3 separate regions of the Homo sapiens genome follow, and regions 2 and 3 are each linked to region 1. A link is a contact called in ENCODE Hi-C or POLR2A ChIA-PET data. All regions are on one chromosome and are shown on one strand. Each heading gives the region's core, a stretch centred on a gene start or an enhancer-like site at or near the end of the contact. The rest is flanking DNA. Distances are from core to core; before and after follow the strand shown.

Region 1 (5,025 bases), core at 466-2,965:
TTTAAACATTGGGAAATGTATGGTTAAGAGAACAAAAATAACAGCAAATAAGGAGTGATCAGCCAGGTAAGAGAAGAACCAGGATAGTGCAGTATTATGATGAAAAAAAAAAAAAAAAAGTCACTGCAACCAGTACTTATGTTTATTACTGTACCTAATAAACAGCCCAGCGTGGTGATTCCTATTCACTTAGTAGCCTCCCCATCTAGAATATACTCCGTGATCTTTCTTGATGGCCAGACTGTGTAAAATTCATACAGTGTTTACTACAGGGATCCCCAAATATTGTTAGTTGAATGAACAAACACACATTTCAAGGAGGGCACTACAGTGAGTAGATGAACAGTTTTCTGATAGGAGATTGTACAAGTAATGTTTTCACCAGTGTATTTTAGGACAGCAGATTCAGATTAATGCGCTGGGACTGAATGCAAATAGTAAAATTACAAATATAAAGTAAAAATTTGGAACCTTTGCCAAAGAAAGGAATAATAAATTGATTTAATAATTTGAAAGAACTGTAAGGTTTAGGTTTTGTTCTTATTTTTAGTGCGACTGAGATTGGAGTCTGTTTGTAGACATATCTGAAAAAAGTGAAGGGGGAGATGGAAGATGGTAAATGCCAAGGAAAAGATGGAAGGATAAATCAGTGTAATAAAAAGGAGCACTTCTTTTTCGCCAACAGAAGTAAAGGTAAAGGTTAAGTGTCTGAGTTAACGAATGGATTGTTGACCTCTGGGGAGGGTGCTCCCATCAGCTCAGCTTTGTGACGACCTAAGAATATCCCTTCCACACCTTTCCTGATCCAATCGTTCTGGCTGCATAAAACCACCTAAATCAATCAACTGTTACACTTCCCTTAGTGCTAGGACATATTCATATAACTCCCACGTATTAAATGAAAATACATCCATCTAAAAATAAAACAACACGATTGCTGCTACACCAAGAAAGGATTTTAAAAAGGCCTGTTCACAAGCTAAGTGAGGGCCAGAGGAAAGGTGTTCGTTTAAACTGAAATTCGAGCTGCGATAACACCTCCTAATGCAATCAAACGCTGTTGCAGCACACTTCTTAGGAGATCGGGTTCAACGGCAGGGATTGGGTAAGGTGAGAATCTGGCTTGGCGGCTCCGGCCCCGGCCATCTGGTTCCCTTGGGCTCCGGCCGCCACCATCCACTCGACGGCTCTCGGCCCGAACGCTTGGTCGCACCGCCTGCCGAGGTCCTAGATGAATCGCTTCAGGCCTGGAAACGAGGAAGCCGTCTCCGGAGACCATCGCCAACGCTGACGCCCGCGGTCTGAGGTCGCCATGGGAAGAGCGGTAGGCCACCCTGCTCCTCTGATCACCGGAGGACAGGGACACATTGTTCAGGGCCATATTCAAACACTGCCCGCAGTACTTGCGTTACGTCCCTTTGTGAAGGCAGGCCCTTCGCGGCTCCCCAGATCAGTCCAGCCTGTGTCGGACCCGATGACTAAGCACACAGGAACCCATAACTGAGCCTGCGGAAGAGCCAGAAGCCGCCTTGCCTTTAACGAGGGGTATCCTGGCGAGCATGCGCAGACCGTCCGCGCACGTCGTCGCCCGCTGAGAGCAAGCGCAACGGGCGTTTTCGTTTGTGACGCCAGGGAGCGTGAGGACGTGGGGCTTCCGTGAATGCGCAGTGGGTGCGTCGGCCACGACCTTTTGGCCAGGTTAGGGAGGGGGCGACGCTGAGATGGGGGCGGCGGCGGCGGAAGCGGATCGCACTCTCTTTGTGGGCAACCTTGAAACGAAAGTGACCGAGGAGCTCCTTTTCGAGCTTTTCCACCAGGTAAGCGGCTGGGTTCGGCCCTTTGCCTTTCGTTTTCCGTCTCGCCTAGGGCCTGGCCAGCGGCCACCCCGTTTTCTTTTCGTAGCCGTCAGGGGACCCGACGGGTGGCTGTTTGGGGGTGAAAGGCGGGTCTGGGTTGCGAAACGCTCGCTGGGTGTCGCTTTCCTGGAAGATCTTGGTTCGTTTAGGCCGAAAGTGACGACTAAAGGTGGTGGAGGGATCCTCGATCAGGTTTCCCGTGGTAGAGATCCAGGGGTCCTTGGGAACACAGTGTGTGTGTAGGGTCTTCGTTGAGCAGTGCTTTTTCTTATCCTTCCTGTTGTCATCTTCCCCTTAGGATAATTTGTCTTTGGTTTATCTGACTGGGAACTTAATATTTTAATTTATTTGTGTCTGTTTTCCCCTAAAGTTTGCTTATCAAATTGCAGCATTATTAAAATATGTAAAATAAAATGGTTAAGTACTCCGTAGAAAAACAGCATTTTAGTGTTGCTGTATTAAAAAGTGTGAAAAATTCTGAGTATCCTATTCCCCCCATCCCTATCCCCTAATAACTGGTATTGTTTGATTAATCAATACAAAAGTCCGTTTTTAGTTAAAGAAAATCATTCTCTTGTTCTTGATAAATGTTCATTTTCATGGAGTGGCAAAATAATGGCGATTGGTCACTATGTTAAGCCATACAGTGCTGTGAATTGCAAAAGTGATTGTGTTTCCAGTTCCTTATGGGCCCCCTTCCCCAAATAAATCTAATGTTCAGTCATAACTAGGATGTTTACTGTAGCCAAAATGGAAATCCGTGCATCATTTTCAAAAGAAGTTTCTGATTACGTTTCTGTTGTTTTTAAACTTTGTCATATCTTATTTGTAAAATTTGAGTATTTTCCCTTAGTTGCTTTATTTAAATTCTAAACACCTTTTTGTTTGTAGGCTGGGCCAGTAATAAAGGTGAAAATTCCAAAAGATAAGGATGGTAAACCAAAGCAGTTTGCGTTTGTGAATTTCAAACATGAAGTGTCTGTTCCTTATGCAATGAATCTACTTAATGGAATCAAACTTTATGGAAGGCCTATCAAAATTCAATTTAGATCAGGTAACTGCCCAATGAGGTTCGGGGGGCATTGTTTCCTGCTGTTTTTAAATTTATTATTCAGTTTTAAAGAACCTCTTATTTGTAGATGAAACTTCTTTCTTAAGCATTGTGAATAGTAAACTTTATATAGCAAACTTTATATATCCCTGAAAACGGGTAACATTGACACATGGATTTTGAAATTAGAATTTCAAAACTGAGCTTAAAGTTTCATTTTGGGTTAGTGAAAAAACATAAACTGTATCACTAAGAGAGCTGGGCTTGGGTACTCTGAAAAGAGCTAGGTTTATTTTCTGAAAATACTTCTCCTGGCTGCTTTGTAATTACTTTTATATATTTTGGTTCTTGATCATGTGAGGATGAAACTGTCCATGTATCCAGTGTTACAATTTAGGGTGGAGATCAGAAAATTATGGTCAGATTGGATATTTATGGAGTGCTTTGTTTTGCTTATCTGATATTATACACTTATAATTTTCACCCCGATGAAGCCGTAAAGCGGTCTACAGCAGCTTGAGATTCTTTTTTTTTTTTTTTTTTTTTTTTTTTTTTTTTTTTTTTGAGATGGAGTCTTGCCCTGTTGCCTAGGCTGGAGTGCAGTGGTGCAATTTCAGCTCACTGCAACCTCTGCCTCCCAGGTTCAAGTGATTCTCCTGCCTTAGCCTCCTGAGTAGCTGGGATTACAGGTGCACGCCACCACGCCTGGCTAATTCTTTGTATTTTTAGTAGAGGTGGGGTTTCACCATGTTGGTCAGGCTGGTCTCGAACTCCTGGCCTCGAGAGATGTGCCCACGTCAGCCTCCCAAAGTGCTGGGATTACAGGCGTCAGCCACCGCGCCCGGCCAGTAGTTTGAGATTTTTCTCTTTTAGATTGTGTTTACCTTTTTGGAGTGATTTCAAGTGGGGAAGACAAAATTTCAAATTAGATTTTCTATCAAGAATAATTTTTCAAATTGTTTCATTTTAGGAAGTAGTCATGCCCCACAAGATGTCAGTTTGTCATATCCCCAACATCATGTTGGAAATTCAAGCCCTACCTCCACATCTCCTAGCAGGTAATATTTCTCACTTATTGTTAAGATCATTTATCAGGAATTCTTATAGGGAATAGCCTCAAAACACATGAGTAAATAGTCTCCTTCATTATTCTCTTATCTCTTCATTCTGCCGTTATTACTTGCCTTTTGGGGTTGTTGTTATGTATCTATTCTAAGGGGTATAGAATGTGTCTATTCTATAGACAAACACATTGTATATAGTCCCCTTAGAATAGATACGTATATAACTATTTGTTGATTTGTAGCGACATAACCATACCCACATATGTGTACAGTACATGTATACACTTGAAACAAAATTTCTCAAAACATTATTTACCCTCACTACTTGGATTACTATTTCATTTAAAACATTTTAAAATTTATTTTACAGTCATTAATTGGTTGTTACTTACAGTTGAAAAATACCAGTTAGTCAACAGTCTATTGGACTAAGAATTCCTAGAATTGGATTCTAGGTCTGCATCTATCAATTGTGTAATCTTGAGCTAGTCTCCTTTCTTTAGTCCCGTCTTCCCATGTGTAAGGAAAATAAGTTGAATTAAATGATTTGTAAAATCTCTTCAGGTACTGAGTATTAGAAAATATCATATTTACTTAAATGATTTTATTTGCTTTGGGGAGGTTCATATTTTACCAGGGACAATTTTTCCCGGTATATCCATAAAGCTATTTAACAGTCATTTAAGAAAGATTTAATAAATACCTGCCATATGTCAGGTTCTTCACCATATCTTTTACATATATGATTTCATTTATTCCTCACAGCAGTTTTATGAGGGTAGGGATTATTTTTATCTCTACCTCTTATATGAAGGGAAATGAAAAATGGAGGTTAACTTGCTCAGGTTCAGTGGGCTGGGATTCAAACCCAGGCAGTGTAGTGTGATTGAGCCCAGCCACTATGATGTATTATCTAGAGGAGCTTAAAGTCTAAATGAAGACACATATTATATATATTTTTGTGAATACCTGTTCAATTACTGTAATAAGTTCTCTAAAGAAAGAGTACAAAGGGCTTTGAGAAAATTTTAAGAGAAGGAGATGATATAGATGA
Region 2 (5,025 bases), core at 1-2,500, 2.5 Mb before region 1:
AGTAAGGACTCTCCCGTCCTAGCTGTGGGGAGACTCACCTCTGAGAGTCCAGTGTCAAACCAGCTGGGTGCCCGCAGGAAGGAGGGTGGCCGAAGGTAGAAGGGACTCAGGGAAGTAGACGTCGGGAAAAGATCAGACTCCAACAGGTGCTCTCCGAAGAACTGGTCAAAGAGGCGGCTGGGGGAGTGGAAAGGAAAGAAGGGGCGGCGGATCCAGGGGTGGTGGATGGCGATGTCCATGGTGGCTAGGTGAGTGTGAGGGGTCAGCTGGCTGGTCAGCTCCTTCAGCTGCAGCTACAGCCAGCCCCTTATATATGCAGTCTTGTGAAGCTTCTGGAATGGTGATGTCAGGGGTTTTATTATCCTAGCTCACCAGCAGTTCATGGAGACTTGTGATCCGGGATTTGGCAATGTGACACATACCCAGTACTCACTGAGCTAAGAAAAGAGAGACACAAACACGTCTGAGCCGGCCAGTGACTTGTCATGGTCTTGTTTCACTAGCTTTCTGTCCACACCCAATGGCACCCACCCCCACCCCTGTTCTCTGAAGCTGGTACAGAGTCAGGAATCCCAAGCAGGCACGCGGGGTGGGGGGAGGATGGGAGCCGGCGTAGTGTGCCCCTCCTCCTCCTTTCCAGTCCTGAATGCCAGGGGAATCAGGCCAGCAACTATCTTGGGCCTGGGCAGGGACTGGAATCTTCCTAGGCTGAGCCCCAGGGACATTAACTCTTTGTGAGTCCTTGGAAGAGAGCAGTGATGGTCAACATGTCAGCACCAGCCATCTGCCTCGTGCCCTGGGTTGACCTGGGTTTAGGAGAGGATCCCACATCTGGGCAGAAAGACCCCACCCCCTGAAAAAAGAGCAAACAGATTTCTTGCATCTTTCGTTCTATGTGGCTCTCAGAACATTAAATCCAGGAGTGCTTTAGGAATTGGGTGCACAGTGCCTGCCACCGAAGAGGAGAAAATGAGGTGTGGAAACGTGCAAACCGTTTGTGAGGGTCTCAGCGAGGCCTCTTCATGCCCCAGGCACCACCAGCTCCCCCTCCCCAGCTCGTTCCCAGCCAGGACCCTCAGCTGTCCTCTCAGGCCCCCTGCGACAGCTGAAGAGTGTGCGGGGGAGGGGACTAGGGGTCCGGGCGGCGCTGGTCACACCCTCGTTGCTCTCACTCAGGGCCCCCACTCCCAGCCCCTCCCCCCCCAAGAGGCTCGGCACTATTTTGGGTGGTGTCGACCCCGCCCCCACCTCCTATCGAGCCCTGGCTCTCCGGGCAGCTGGAGGGGTCGCGCTGCGCCTGTTGGGGCTGCACCTCGGACCAGGGCTTCTGCTGCATCTGCAGCCATGTCGGGCCGCTCAGTGCCACATGCCCACCCGGCCACCGCCGAGTACGAATTTGCCAACCCGAGCCGCCTGGGTGAGCAGCGCTTCGGAGAAGGTATGGCACAGACACCACCCCCTTGCCCCCCACCCCCACCCCCTGAAATTCTGGGCTGACCTCCCAACGTTGCTGGCCTCCACCCCACTCTGGGCTTAACTGATCTCCTGGGACCAGCCACCCCCCACCCCAGACTACCCCTCATCCCCTCCAAGCAGAGATCTTTCCCATTCCTGCTGACCTCAAGACACACTTGGTGCTTGCAGTGCTGATACCTGCTCTTTGCCGGCCTGGGTGTGCCTCCTTGTCCCCCTTCTATCCACCCAGGCCGTTTGGTGCCTCCTCCTCCTCCCCCTCCTCCTCCTTCTCCTCCTCCTCCTCCCTTTCCTTTCCGTTCTCTTTCCCCTCTTCCGAGCTGCCTTCTCCTCCTAGCTACAGTGTGGCCTCCCTCCCGTTCCCTACTCCTCCTGACTCCCCTCTTGCTCTTCCCAATCCCTCCTCTCCAGATTTCCCATTTCGCCCCTGTGCCAGCCTCATCCTCCCTCATCCTGCCTCTTGCCTTCTCTCTGCCCTTTAGGCCTCCTGCCAGAAGAGATCCTGACCCCCACACTCTACCATGGCTACTATGTCCGGCCTCGGGCCGCCCCAGCTGGGGAGGGCAGCAGGGCAGGGGCCTCCGAGCTTAGGCTCAGTGAGGGCAAGTTCCAGGCATTTCTGGATGTGAGCCACTTTACCCCAGACGAGGTGACTGTGAGGACTGTGGATAACCTGCTGGAGGTGTCTGCCCGGCACCCCCAGCGCCTGGACCGCCACGGCTTCGTGTCCCGAGAGTTCTGCCGCACCTATGTCCTGCCTGCTGATGTCGACCCCTGGCGAGTCCGAGCTGCTCTCTCCCATGATGGCATCTTAAACCTGGAAGCACCTCGGGGTGGCCGACATTTGGACACAGAGGTCAATGAGGTCTACATCTCCCTGCTCCCTGCGCCTCCTGATCCAGAGGAAGAGGAGGAGGCAGCCATAGTTGAGCCCTGATTGCCACAGACCCAGCACCCAGCAAATCCCTCTCTACCTCCCAAGGTGATATGGGCAGCTGCCCACCACTCCAGAGGTAGCAGCATCCTTGGGGGAAGGGAAAGGTGCATGGTCCACAATGTATGGTTTGGTCCCATGGGACATGTCATAGCCTTGGTTTAGTTTTGGGTGGAGCTGAATAAACCCAAATCTCAGGGCCTTGTTTGTACTGCTCCCTATTCTGTGGCCGGGAAGCTGGGATGGGGAGGGAGGGAGGAGGTCACAGCCAGCTAGACAAAAAGCTCCTCAGTTTGATGTGCCCAACGTCATAGGACCCTGAGCTCGCACTTGGATGCTGAGATCACACCCGGAAGCTGACTCTGGCTCCAGATCAAATTCCTAGCCATAATTTTCTCACAATGCAACAAAAGAGAGAGTGATCCTGGGAGGGAAAAGGGATATGCCATCCAAACAGCCCAGAGGGCACTGTCTGAGCTGGTGATTAGAGACACAAAAACAAGGGTCTCCAGACTGTCTGGCCCTTTTTGGGTAGGGGCTGGGAAAATGGTTTTTGGCTGGTGAGAGTTGCCTAAAGTCCTGGAGTGAATACTTTGTTTTCATGTACTAAGGTCTGTCCACTTAAATGGTCACTGATTTTGAGAGCCTGAGTATGCATACACAGGGCACAGACACAAAGCCTCTCCAATTATCACGGAACCCCATTACCTTCCCATCCTCTGGGGGTACGGTGTATTCAGGAAAGCCTGAGGTCTGTCCCCTCAGTTATTCTCTGCAATCAAGAGAACATCCAGCTACATGATTTGGGGGAAGTGTCCAAAAGACCTTCCTGCCTCCAAATACATATTTCATTAGGCTGTGGTAGATACCTACAATTCTTCCATTAAAGCAGTTGTTTCTTGGCTGGGTGCAGCAGCTCACACCTGTAATCCCAGTACTTTGGGAGGCCGAGGCAGGAGGATCACTTGAGCCCAAGAGTAAGAGACCAGCCTGGGCAATAGAGTGCAACCTTGTCTCTACAAAAAAATAAAAATTAGCCAGGCATGGTGGTGCATGCCTGTAGTCCCAGCTACTTGGGAGGCTGAGGTGGGAGGATGAGCTAGGGAGGTTGAAGCTGCAGTGAGCTGAGATTGCGCCACTGCACTCCAGCCTGGGTGACAGAGTGAGACCCTGCCTCAAAAAAATTAAATTGAATTGAATTAAATTAAGTGGTTGTTTCTTAACTTTTGGGAGTTATAGACCCTTCTGAAAATCTGACAAAAGCTATAGCTGCTCTTACCAGAAAAATACATATGCTCCCAAATTTGGCAATACAATTTGAATAGGTTCCCACAACTCTTAAGACCCATTCACATACCCCCCTTAGGGATCTGTGGACCTCCAGGATAACAGAACTCACTTGAGGAATTCGACTTTTGGTTAAAAGATTGCTGTCTATTAAAAATGAAAGCATGCCCCAGAGAAATAACATTTGACATATTTAACTGTTCATTCATTCATTCAGTAAATATTTATCAAACCTCATGTAATACACCTTGGGGGATATACATTGTAAATATAAATTATAAAAACTATTAGCTTTTATTGTCAACTTTCCAGAATCTAGTTGAGAAGAAAAATAATAAGAAAAGGATTCTACTTAGACTTCAACCAAAATAGCTTCACATTGATATGTTTTGTAACTGAGCTTTATTTAAAGGAAAGGGTTTCCTAGCTATAAGAAATTTGAAAACTTCTGATTTAGTCCAAATCCCCTCTCCATTCAAATGCTTTTAAAGTTATTAATCAACTTATTCGGGGACATTCTGAATAACAGACAACTTAGAACTTCTCACGGTAGTCGTTTCCATGTTCTTTCTTTTCTTTTTTAGACAGGGTCTTGTTCTGTTGCTCAGGATGGAGTGCAGTGGCATGATCATGGCTCACTGCAGCCTCAACCTCCCTTGCTCAAGCAATCCTCCTGCCTCAGCCTCCTGAGTAGCTGGGACTACAGGTGTGTGCCACCACGCCTGGCTAATTTTTTACTTTTTCTGGAGATGAGGTCTCGCCTTGTTGTCCAGGCTGGTCTTGAACTCCTGGACTCAAGCAATCCTCTATCCTTGGTCTGCCACAGTACTGGGATTACAGGTGTGAGCCTCTGTACCTGGCCTTCCATTTTCTTTTTGGTCTTAACTGACTTAACCGTTATAAATTCCTCCTTTTGTTGAATCAAAATCTGCATTTCAGTAACTTCTCTGGAAAACAAACACAATGGTTTTTTCACTGAAAATCCTTCTGATATTTAAAGATAACCATCCTGTCTTCCTGAGGCTTCCCTTTCCCAGCTAAACATGCCTAGTTCTTTTTTTTTTTTTTAAGACAAAGTCTCTCTCTGTCACCGAGGCTGGGTGTACAGTGGTGTCATCTCCCCTCACTGCAACCTCCTCCTCCTGGGCTCAAGCAATCCTCCCACCTCAACCTCCTGAGTAACTGAGGCTACAGGCATGCGCCACAACACCTGGCTAATTTTTTGTAGAGACTGGGTTTCGCCATGTTGTCCAGGCTAGTCTTGAACTTCTGGCCTCAAGCAATCTGCCCACCTCGGCCTCCCAACACATTGGGGTTACAGGCGTGAGCCA
Region 3 (5,025 bases), core at 1,493-3,992, 2.5 Mb before region 1:
TCTTATGTTGATATTACAACATGGTGGGATCGGGAGGATGGAAGGAATACTAAATGTTAGTGTTGTTTGGAGCTAAAGCTCAGTTCTTCATCTGAGCCACTTTGTAAGGCCAACTAAGATAACTGTGGTGAACATCTCTTCTGAGCAAAAAAAAAAATGGACATTATATGGTCTGACAGGAATTTTGTGCTTTTTCCAAATGTGAGAGGCAGACTATGTAAAATAGTATAATTTTTGGAACACATCTTAATAGTCATATGGGAACAATAGAATGAATATTTTGAAATTGTACTATTTAAATCAAAATTAGATGCCATTAAAATTTTGGTTCCACAGTTGCATTAGCTGTAGTTCAAGTGCTCAGTAGCCACGTATGGCCACTATATTGTACAGCATAGATATAGAACATTTCCATCTTCACAGACAGTCCTAGTGAACACCATTGCTCTAGAATATGTGGTTTGTATAGTTATAGACTTTTAGGGAATAGTGCAATATTGGACCATATGCCTTATAATACATTTTAAAAAATCAATTCACTACAATTCTCTCTTAATTCCTCCAGCATGCTGTGATGGGCAGTGCAAAGAGCACAGGATCAGACCTCAGAGCCCTCTGGTTCAGATCTTAGTTTCCATACTGACTTGCTGAGTGACTGTGAGCACCTCTCCTAGCCTTGGTTGCTTTTTCTATGATATAAGGGACTTGGGCCAAGTAAGGAAGTTGGGCCAAAATGTTTTGGAGCTTTAAAATTCAGTGATTTCATAAGTCTTTTTCCAGAAACACTGAGCTCACAGATCCTACTTTGATCAAAGACTTGTTTGAGAAACGCTGACCTCTGGCATAGATAACTGTCAGCAGGATCTCCCTCTGATGTCTCAATATTTTCTGCTCTGTGTACAAAGCATGAGGGGCTCTCAACCAATCAGGATCCTCTACCCAGGGATCCACCAAGTAGGTACTTTGGTTTTGCATCATTATGCACGTAGATGTATTGCATGCAAGTCTGTGCTGTTGGAAATTTCATGCTTCTCTTTATAAAGGAACTTGTTGAATTGACATGGGTTAGTGACTCTCCGGGGGTGTTACACCACGAAGTGTGGTAGTGTCAAAGGGAGTTCTTGGCAGTTAAATTCCTCAGCTAGATTATGAAGGACAGTGGTCTTTGGACTTGTGGGCTGCTCAGGTTTAGAATGATTTGGTGTCTTAGCTTTTCCCCAGCATTAGCCAGAATTGAACCCACTACATTCAACCAGCAGCTGCCACTCAACACCTGTGCTGGCCCTCTGCCCCCTGCCTGTTGTGGTCAGGGAGATGTGTTCTTTTTCAGAAACATCTTTGTGTTTAGCAGCTTTAGACATTCAGACAAGATATTGCTAGCCTGGCTGCTCTTGGTGGATTTTCTTTTTCTCTAAGGACCTGAAGAGGTCATTAGGTTGAATAAGAGCCATTACTGACTTTTCTGGCTAAGGTACTAATCAGGATTTGAGGAGGAATCTGGGTCTTCCAGAAAATCATAAGTGTAGACTCCTAGATCCTTGAGCTGCCTGTCACTGATTGGCTGCGTCCTTGGACAAGGCCCTGACCTTCTCTGAGCCCTAATGCTCTGTAAACCCTTCCTCTCCATCTGGGATCACGAGGTGGAATGTAAAATGAATGTTTTTTCAGCTTCGAGTTTTCCTATAGAAACAAGAGTTTGCACTGAGTTGCAAATGACTAGTATTCCTAAAAATAAATAATCAAGGCTATGACTTGAATAGCTAGAAACAGCCTAGAATAGCTTTCTGTTTCACTTGAGGAAGCTTTTTACCTCTTTCAAATGCACCAGGACATTTTTGCAGTCTTTATTTTAATTAAAGCCCATTTATTTTAAAACACATTAAAATATGGGTTGTATATTTTAGCAGTTATTTTATAAAGAATGAAATAGGAAAATTTTGGAAAAGGCTTGGTCATCCTTGATGTTTCTGTTGCGATCCTGCGTGATGTTTAGCACTGTTCTATTGAATGTGTTCTGATACCATCAATAACTAAAGTTCTTTTTATCCTCTTTTCCCCCTTTCTTCCTCTGCTCTTTCTCTTTCTTATTTCTTTCCCTTCTGCTTCCTCTTCTTTAGCTTGACCTCACTGTCCAGGGCCCATGTGGAAAAAGGTTGCTGTTTTCGGTTAGTCTGGGGGAAAATCCTATGATTCACTCCCTTTCCCACCCACCTTCTGGTGGGCCGTTTGTGGCCTTAAGTTAGCAGTGTGTGTGTGTGTGTGTGTGTGTGTGTGTGTGTGTTGCGCACCCTCCCCACGGGCACACCCGCCTGCAAGCCTGGTGTGTGTGTGCGCGCGCGCGGCTGCAAGCGCATGCATACGCCAGCCGGGCCGCCTGTTTGTCAACGTGTGTGTGTGTATGTGTGTATGTGTGTATGTGTGTGTGTGTGTGTATGCACACAGCGCGCACATACAGCAGCACGTTTGCCTAAAAGCCGTGTGAGTGTGTGTGTGTGTAGCGCACGCACACACGCCCGTGCTGCGGCCCGGGCGGGGGGGGGGTGTGCGCGTGCGTGCGGGCGTGCAGCGCGCGCCCTCGCCAGCCCGCCTGGCCGTGCGGCTTTCCCGCAGGAAAGCGGGGCTGGGGGCAGCCCGGCAGCGCCGCTCAACCTAGTGCGCGCCCAGTTGTTTCCATAGGAACCGCGACCGCGCCGGGCCCCTCCAGCGGAGGCCCCCGTGCGAGCATGCCCAGTGCAAGCCGCTAGTTTGGCTCCAGTCTAGGTTTCCAGTAAGTGGCATGCGGGACTCCGGAGGGATCCCAATGAGCTGAGCCGAGAGCCTTTGTGTGCAGAGGGAGGAGGAGGAGGCGGCGGCGGCCGCCGGGCTGGAGACCCCGCCCGGGGAGCCCCCAGCAGGAACAATGCTAGCCTGCCTGACCCGAGGGAACTTACTGGACGTCCTGCAGGAGGGCTTCAATGAGGTAACTGTCCTGCTCCTCCCACTCCTCAGCTCCCCTCCCCCAGCGTCTCCCGCCCAGTCTCCGGAAGGGGTCCTCCTCCTCCTCCATCCTTTGGGGACCCCAGAGCAAATCGCCCCCAGAACCCCAAAGGGGCTAAGGTGGTACTTACGGTGCAGATGGGTGAACCAGGAGAAATCAGAAGGGCTGCCTGCCCACAGCTAAGCTGGGCCATGACCTTCCCTGGTAGCTTACCTGAGCCCAAGAGGACAGGACCACAAATTCAGAAATCACCTCCTTCCAGAAGAGGGGGTCTCCATCCTCCCTAGAGCTTCTCTCTCCAAGGAAATCCTCAGGGAATCCCTGGATATTTGGCAAAAGTGCTCATCTATATCAGGAGCTAACCAGCGGAGCCAAGGGAGGGTGGAGTGGTACTGCATTGGTAGAAAGTTTGAGAGGGCAGGGGACTGTAGATGGTCCATGTGAAGTGCCCTCTTCATGTCTGAATCTCTTTCTGAGTGCGGGGCAGTAGATTTCTCTGCAATCAAGGACATGGTTGTCTGAGAGGAGCTACTGAGCGAGAGGGGACCTGGGTCCTGGGTCCAGGGAGCCAGCGCGTGCACCGGTCCATGTGAGAGCAGAGGAACTGGGGCCTCACTCTGACAGGCAAGATGGGCTAGGGCCGACAAGGGGTCATTTCCTCCCCACTTGTTTCTCTTACAATTCTGTTTATTGCATTTGCTTTTCTTGTGACCCAGGAAATTCTGGTTTGGGATGCTTCCCCCTCAAGATTTGCTCCATACGTCTTCGACTGCAGCTAAGCCCTACTCTTGCGGGTTGTCTTAGCCCAGCATCCAGGGAAACCTAGGCTGTTAGTTGTGTCTTTCTTCATTTCTCTCTCGCTCCTTTTCCTTCCATCTCTCTCTTTCTTCTCTCTGTGACTCTCTGAAATTTAAGATTTTTAAAATCAGTTTTTACTCAACATATGAATACATTGTCTTCTTAAATATGAGCATTTGATAGGCAAGACTGAAGTGCCTTTGGCTCCCCCCACCCATTCCAGCCTTTTCTCCAGAAATAACCATTCTCATGAATTCGTGTATAAGATTTTATTTCTCCAGCTGCACTACAGACTCCTTCCTTAATTCCTGTTTCTAATTAAGAAGCTCTGCAGCCTGACCTGCCACAGAACCCTCCCCTGGTCTGGCCCCCGTGCCCTAGCGTTGTTCCTAACACAGAGGAAAACTGCAGAAATGCTGTCCCAACCTAACCGAGTTGGAATTTTCCTTTGGCCAAGGGGTGTCACAACCTTCACTGAAGGGCGGAGCTTGCATCCTGTCTGCACTGCAGGGCACCTCATCTTTGCATCCTTCCTGTCTGAACACACGTAAGGGGATTGTTAACAAAGAGCTGTAGTCTAAGAGTTGAAACACAGAAGAGCCGGGAAGCCTACCTCTGAGTGATTCCAATATTCTGGTTCCTCTTTTCTCACTCTCTGCCTTTGGGCTGCCCCTGGTCTTTAGCTGCGTAAGTCTGACTCATTCACCAACTGTGGCAGAAGCTCTTTTAGTTGTCTTATACCTCCTGCCCCAACTTAACAACAACAACAAAACTCAGCTCTTGATGGTCCCACTGTCTGTTTAAGAGGAGGAAACCAGCACAGAGCTGGTCCTAATCTTAGTTTTCTGCTCATTTTCACTTCGAAACCTTTCGACTGAAGAGCCACCTAAACTAAGAGGCTTGGCCGTGTGTTTCATGCTTTGGTGCTTCCATAAATATCCCCTGACCTCCAATTCTTGAAAAACATAAGGGCATAAGGGAAAAGGGGAATGGGAGAGTGGTCTTTTTGTGGTGGTAATGGAATCTTCATAAAAACAACAGATGCATAACTTTTTAATTAATTGATCCCTAGAATAATGCAGTAGTGCCTCTTTTCCTTCTCTGATATTTGATTTTTCTACCCATTCTGTAAACTTCCCTCCATCCCCTCCACAAGCTAGTGTACGTCTGTTCCTCTCTGTTAGATTTGAACTCTGACAGCCAATGAGTACTTTTGATTTCTCTGAAAAATTGACATCATCTAAATAACA

What was found. Hi-C counts contacts between places; a loop is a spot of excess contacts on that map. ChIA-PET counts read pairs that join two places held with the same protein, here RNA polymerase II (POLR2A). Pooled maps may share reads with other maps.
Region 2: a pooled map shows a loop between it and region 1 (1.9-fold over the local background). The contact joins the promoter of HSPB2-C11orf52 here to the promoter of RBM7 in region 1. A Hi-C loop is called at or near these places in 9 of 50 pooled maps. POLR2A ChIA-PET finds 5 or more read pairs at or near these places in 2 of 52 experiments (CD4-positive, alpha-beta T cell and naive thymus-derived CD4-positive, alpha-beta T cell).
Region 3: a loop to region 1 is called in a map of CD4-positive, alpha-beta T cell, with 6 times the contacts of the local background. The contact joins the promoter of DIXDC1 here to the promoter of RBM7 in region 1. A Hi-C loop is called at or near these places in 1 of 168 maps with a recorded cell type or tissue (CD4-positive, alpha-beta T cell) and 11 of 50 pooled maps. POLR2A ChIA-PET finds 5 or more read pairs at or near these places in 2 of 52 experiments (CD4-positive, alpha-beta T cell and naive thymus-derived CD4-positive, alpha-beta T cell).

Annotation. Positions count from the first base shown.
Region 1 is chr11:114,398,951-114,403,975 of GRCh38, forward strand. RBM7 (RNA binding motif protein 7) reads left to right here and starts at 1,716. Exons shown (of 5, transcript NM_001286045.2): 1 at 1,716-1,817; 2 at 2,748-2,910; 3 at 3,878-3,965. The coding sequence starts at 1,722. C11orf71 (chromosome 11 open reading frame 71) reads right to left here and starts at 1,561. Exons shown (of 1, transcript NM_001271562.2): 1 at 1-1,561. The coding sequence starts at 1,381. The coding sequence ends at 1,010. RefSeq lists enhancers at 803-1,345, 1,059-1,448, 1,346-1,888.
Region 2 is chr11:111,911,486-111,916,510 of GRCh38, forward strand. It overlaps HSPB2-C11orf52 (HSPB2-C11orf52 readthrough (NMD candidate)), which reads left to right and starts at 1,251. Exons shown (of 5, transcript NR_037651.1): 1 at 1,251-1,438. CRYAB (crystallin alpha B) reads right to left here and starts at 285. Exons shown (of 3, transcript NM_001289808.2): 1 at 39-285. The coding sequence starts at 239. It overlaps HSPB2 (heat shock protein family B (small) member 2), which reads left to right and starts at 1,249. Exons shown (of 2, transcript NM_001541.4): 1 at 1,249-1,438; 2 at 1,956-2,608. The coding sequence starts at 1,345. The coding sequence ends at 2,410. RefSeq lists an enhancer at 2,000-2,653.
Region 3 is chr11:111,934,601-111,939,625 of GRCh38, forward strand. DIXDC1 (DIX domain containing 1) reads left to right here and starts at 2,743. Exons shown (of 20, transcript NM_001037954.4): 1 at 2,743-2,959. The coding sequence starts at 2,900. RefSeq lists a silencer at 2,520-2,619.